Linked DNA regions of Mus musculus: region 1 is linked to region 2. A link is a loop called in an ENCODE intact Hi-C map of the cell type or tissue named here. Cell type or tissue: left cerebral cortex. All regions are shown on one strand. Links, peaks and the distances in the headings refer to the core of each region. The heading gives the core; the rest is flanking DNA. Region 1 overlaps Rpf1 (ribosome production factor 1 homolog). Region 2 overlaps Prkacb (protein kinase, cAMP dependent, catalytic, beta).

Region 1 (2,911 bases), core at 130-2,629, 230 kb before region 2:
AAACAGACAGTCAGCAGCAATGCAGATGAAAGACAAAAGGAGACTGAGGGGACACTGTCCAAAACAGAGTGACCTCCCACTCTGAAGTGCAGGTAAGCTGCAGACACGAACAGTCCTTAAACAGTGAACTAGAGCCGAGCACACGAGCTCAGCCCCAGGGAGGCTGAGGCAGGAGGACTGCCTTGAGCTTGAAGCCAGGCTGGGCTACACTGTCTAGGGCAGCCTGCATTACAGAGGGAGATCCTGTCAATTAAACAAATCCAAAATAAACTAATTAAATAATTTACAATCTAGAACTACAACACGGTATTGACTAAAATGTCTTAACGTTCGGCCAAAACTTGATAGAAAAGGAGTATGATACACAGTCAGGGGAAATAGTTGGCAGTGTGGCTGACACATGAACTGAAAAACAATTCCAACTAGATAGCAACATGGCCCAGTGTGGAGAACCAAGAAAGCATCCTAGAAATGCAAAGACGGGGAACCTGCAGCACAATGTCAAACCTGTCGACTGACAGTGTGGATGGGGATGCTGATGGACGGGGAGAAGGGCAGAAAGGGATGTGAAGAAATCACGGCTAAAAAGACAAAACTGATGAAAACACTGACACTAATCTAAGGAGCTCAGCAAACCCCACGTGGGATTTAAAACAACAAAAATAAACGCAGTAGTGTCAAGCTGTTAAAATCATAGAACACCTTGCGATGAGACAGATAGGAATAATGATGATTAATATGCTGCAGAATATGTTCAAAGTACAGGAAGAAAAAGCCTTATATTCTGAACAGTTAAGAGCAAAATATATATATTTTCAGTAAACCGTGAGATACTTCGCAGCTATTAAATCTGCTATGAAACAAAAAGGGAATCCTGCAAACTGAAGGAAAACAACATTAGATGGTGCAGCAGACTTAGAGGCCTGGGAAGCAGGTGCTGCAATGGAAAGCCTGGACGCACACAAAAGATGGATAAACACTCTAGTGCCTTTGAGAAGCTTCAACACTAGGCCATGCTCAGACAACATGTGGTCTACGACCGACAGCACATACAGAGACTGAGGAAACCAACCTCCACCAGCACCGCCTCTGCACGCTTAACAGAATTCTGCGACTCTGCCACAGAGTCTCTAGTGATTAAAGACACGTGGCCTTTTGCTTGTTTCCCTCCAGGCTGAGGATTCAGCGCCCAGCCCAGTGCATGATATAATTCTAGGGGCAACTACTATGAGAATACCATAGTCTAAAAATCAAGAGGAATTAAAACAGCATAGTAAAAAATTAACATGAAAGAAAATAGCCAAGGAAGAGCAGAGAAAAATACAGAGTGGGTAAAAGGCAGACGGATGTGTAAGTCTAGCTGTGACTGACACTCAATACTAATTTTTAGGCTGACCAAAGAAGCAAGATCTAACCGTATGCTCTGGATAAGTGATACATATTAAATTCAAGTCTGTGAATAACCTCACAGCAAAGCATGGAGAAGCCTACTGCTGAGAGTCCCTAGAGAGCTGAAGTGGTCCCTGCATATAACACAGACACACACAAGAGGCGCTGCTCAAGGATGAGTACATCAAGAAAATGTAATTATCATTACACACAAGTAATCACACAGAACAATATAACTGTGAATGCATGCAGCTAACAAAAGAATAAACACTAGGAGGTAAAAACTCAACGCACTGGAAGAGGCAGACAGCGGAGAGGTATAGCATGCATGTTCTTTCTTCGGGAACAATGAAACACACATGCAGAAAGAATATGTAAGATGGGAGCAGCCTATGAGATCACAACAAGCCCTTCCAAAATAGGAAGCACAGGTTTTCAAAGGCAACACTGCCCATTCCTCAGAGCAGACTACATGCCAGGACTTAAAAATCTCTCCTTTTTTTTGGTTTTCGAGACAGGGTTTCTCTGTGTAGCCCTGGCTGTCCTGGAACTCACTCTGTAGACCAGGCTGGCCTCGAACTCAGAAATCCGCCTGCCTCTGCCTCCCAAGTGCTGGGATTAAAGGTGTATGCCACCACGCCCAGCCCAAAAATCTCTCTTTAACTGAAAAGGACTAAACTCAAAGTAAGCAAACAGGCACAATAAAATTAACACAAATAAATCTATAATATTTTCAAGTTAGCATACATAAAAATCAATGAGCTGAGGTCAATTAGAAAGGGAAGTTAGAGAACCCTTGGGCTGGAGTGACTCTGCCTAGCACTTGCAGGGGTCTGGGTTCCAGTTCCAGCTCCTCCTCCATACACCACCCCCATACACACACACACACACACACACACACACATACACACACACACACACACACACACACACACACACACACACACACCAAACAGCAGCAACAAGACTCAAAACAAAAAACATCCAAAATTCTTGACTAAAGTAAAAAATAGAAAACAAACAAACAAAAAACAAAACAACCAAAAAAACCCAACAAGCTGTCAAATGCACGGGCCATGTAAGGCAGCAGATGGGAAACCAGAGCTTTGCACACGCGTTAGCACAGAAGTGAAGTCTATGATTCCTTAGAAAGTTCAGACCTGGTGAGAGCCAGAAAAAGCCAGAGATAAGCACAGGAACTGGGCATTGGAGAAAACTAATGATATAAGATGTGGTGGGTGATGGGGTCTGCCAGGGGCTGGGTGAGTGCTAACGACAGGAAAAGCTAATTTTCTATTACATAACAGAGCAGGGTAAGATCACTGGAACCTAGTTAGTTATCCTATGTTAAACTAGTTAGTTATCCTATGTTAAAAGTAAGTAGAGAAGACTGAAGGTTCTCACACACACAAGGATATTTGAGATGTAAATGTTAATTACTACAGTGTAATCATCAGGAATGGTATGTAAACATATTAAATTATGGACTTATGAACATGCCAATTAAAATTTTTAATTGAAA
Region 2 (2,911 bases), core at 326-2,825:
ACAACGGAATGACAAAGCTCACCTTGTTGTTAAGATGTTTCAGACATCCCTTCGCTTAGGTGGTGAGTTTGAAAGAAAGGAAGAGCTGTCAGCTGACCCACCTTGTCTCTAGCTCAGCATCTGGGAAGGGCCTGGAACAAGCCCTCTGCACTGGGACCCTTCCTGGCTGGAAGAACCAGGACTGCCTGGGCTGCACTGAGGGTTGAGTCATTACTCTGCTTCATCAGGACTCAGAGTCAAAACTAACACAACTTAGAGATGTGTGACCAGCGCTAGGCAGACTGCCCCAGCAGGTTTGGATTTATAACTTTTTTTTTTAATTAGGTATTTTCCTCGTTTACATTTTCAATGCTATCCCAAAGGTCCCCCATACCCACCCCCCCAATCCCCTACCCACCCACTCCCCCTTATAACTTAAAGGACTTCAAGCTTCTGCCTGTGTGTGCCAGTCATACCCAGTACCTTGCTGAGGATGATCTCCGGGGCCAGGTACTCTGGGGTGCCACACAATGTCCATGTCCTGCCCTTGACTCTTTTGGCGAACCCGAAATCTGTGACCTATGAAGGGAAACAGGAATGTGAAAACTCACTCACAGAGTACAGAGGTCCTGTACTCAAATCCAAAGTTAAGAATTCAGGATTAAAATAATATACATGAAAAAAAAGTCCACACGATTAACAGTAATTCATGAAACCCCATCTCTTCTCAAAACAAAAACAACTCTCGTGTGGCAGGACACAGACCTATGCACCTCACAAGTGAACAGGAGGAGCAAAGGTAGAGGCCCAGTACACAGTAAGTGCTGGTGAGACACCCCAAAGTCCTGCCTGGCTCTGCCCGTGACATGGGTCATCCTCTGCGGACACACTTCTGACAGGTAAGCCCTAGAAAGCCGTGGCCTCAAGCTATTAAAGGAACTAGAGAAAAGATACCCATTAACTGCTGTGTCTGCAGTTAGGTCCCAGCCAGTCACGAATTTGAGTGGTAAACATTGCTAGACTTTCTGGGTTAAAATTCTAATTCTTCCATTCCTGACTATGTACCTGGCCATGACTGAGACACATTAACTTTGAGATTAGGAGTATTTATAATTCACATGGTTAATATTAGTATTAAAAGAGGCAACACAGATTGACTATTGCTTATCCAAAGTATTAGGTACCAAGAGTGCTTCAAAGTTTGGATTTTTCCAGTTTTTTTTTTTTTAATAATTCCAAATGAGCATCGAGATCCTGGTGAGGAGGCAGCCACAGAATTCATGTTCTGTAGACGATGCACGGTCACAGCCTGGAGGAACTGCAAACACTCTCATCAGGGCGCCTGACTCTGATCACACTGTCCCATGAAGTCACCTGAGCAATTCTCCACTTAGGGTGAGACGTCAATATACAAACGGATTTCCGACTGGACCAGTTTTGATTGGGGTTTTCAGACTGAGAGACTAGAGCTACACAGACAGGATTTCCGGCACCCACGACTACTCACACAGTTAGCCACACTGTTTCTTTTGGCAGGAGCCTAAGCTTAGCTCACAGCCACTGATTCTAGGGGATACAAACAGGCCCCTCCCCTCCTTCATGAGTGATGTACACACCTGTAAAGGCAGAGCTGTCAGCTCACTTCAAGCCTTTTAGATAGAACCAACTTTCTCCTTCAAACCAAACCAAACGACCAACCAGCCAACCAACCAACCCACCCATCAAACACTGACAGTTGAGGCAAGATGTGTGAAGCTATTTCAGTGTCTGCCAAATGCATCCATGCCATGGGATCCAATCCTACCTGGATGTAACCCTGGTGGTCAATTAAGAGGTTTTCCGGCTTGAGATCTCTGTAGATGAGGTCGAGGGAATGAAGGTACTCAAATGTTAGCACAATCTGGGCTGCATAGAAACGGGCGTGGGGCTCACTGGAAAAGAGAAAGCAGTTTCCTGTAGAAACGGGTGAAGAATGCTCGCTCGTGGATTATACACTAAATGCAAACGGAGTGGATGCATTTGGGGAGAGGGTTTCCTTATTCAAATATTGGTGAAAAATTTGTCATTTTCCAAACATCTATTGCCTTCAAATAACACATCTTATTGCAAGTTATCATTGCCCAAACTGGGAGCTGGTGATGCCATTGTAAATACAGCTGCCCTTGAGAGGATGGTCTAGAAGAGCCCCCACCGCAGTTCCCAGGTCCCAGGCTCCACTCACTTTCCTACCACAGCTCAGGGGTTTAAGGAGTTTCATTATACAGAACTGCTTAGCTGCATTCATCTGAAGATCAACACTGTCCCCTATTCACTGACTGGCACACACTCGGCATCATATAAAATCCTGGTAAGAACACACACAATCCCATCTAGAACTATACAGGCAATCTTGTCACTCAAGTTTCCTAATCTCCAACCGGGCACGTTTATAGTCACATAGACACAATCTGTACCTAAGTCATATATCTAGAAACTCTGACATTAGTGCAATTTTCATGCTATAACCTTAGAATTATTTGAAAATGGTATACCAAATTTCTAATTGGAATTTGTAGTTAATTTTCAAAAACATTCATTGAGTGTTTGCTAATCTGTCTGATAATTTTTTATGATTTTCAGACTTGTGTCTTTAATAAACAACCTCAATTACTGATAGAATTTCAAGGGATGGCAGCAGAATCAGAGATACCTAAGAGGACGTGGACACCTGCTGCTCTTTGTGCCCATCAGCATAGCCCACAGGTCCTTCCTTGCCACACTCACTTCAGGTGCCCAAGAAAAACTGGCTAATTTTTGGAACAAGCAGAGGTATTTTACATTGCCTCTCCAGTTTCAGCCAGGTCCCAACAAGAAAATAAAGAATGAGGGGGGCTCTGGAGTAGATATTGGGGGACTCCTCCCTGGTTTGGGGCATGAAGCCCTGAGAATTTGA

Evidence for each region. A loop is a pair of places that touch in the nucleus more often than their neighbours do. Peaks named below come from ENCODE experiments on the same cell type or tissue, not always from the same donor. Only the 100,000 strongest peaks of a DNase experiment are listed, where the experiment ranks them.
Region 1: a loop joins it to region 2, with 3 times the contacts of the local background. A loop is called at or near these places in 3 of 42 quality-filtered maps.

What each region holds. Positions count from the first base shown.
Region 1 is chr3:146,513,460-146,516,370 of GRCm38, forward strand. All of the region lies in intron 3 of Rpf1 (ribosome production factor 1 homolog), which reads right to left. Among named protein-coding and RNA genes, the nearest start is that of Rpf1, 6.5 kb to the right of the region's middle. In left cerebral cortex, for the core only: a CTCF peak has its summit at 1,493; no DNase peak of the experiment used is centred there.
Region 2 is chr3:146,746,138-146,749,048 of GRCm38, forward strand. Prkacb (protein kinase, cAMP dependent, catalytic, beta) reads right to left here. Exons shown (of 10, transcript NM_011100.4): 6 at 1,784-1,910; 7 at 463-558. Among named protein-coding and RNA genes, the nearest start is that of Gm36521, 63 kb to the left of the region's middle. In left cerebral cortex, for the core only: no CTCF peak of the experiment used is centred there; no DNase peak of the experiment used is centred there.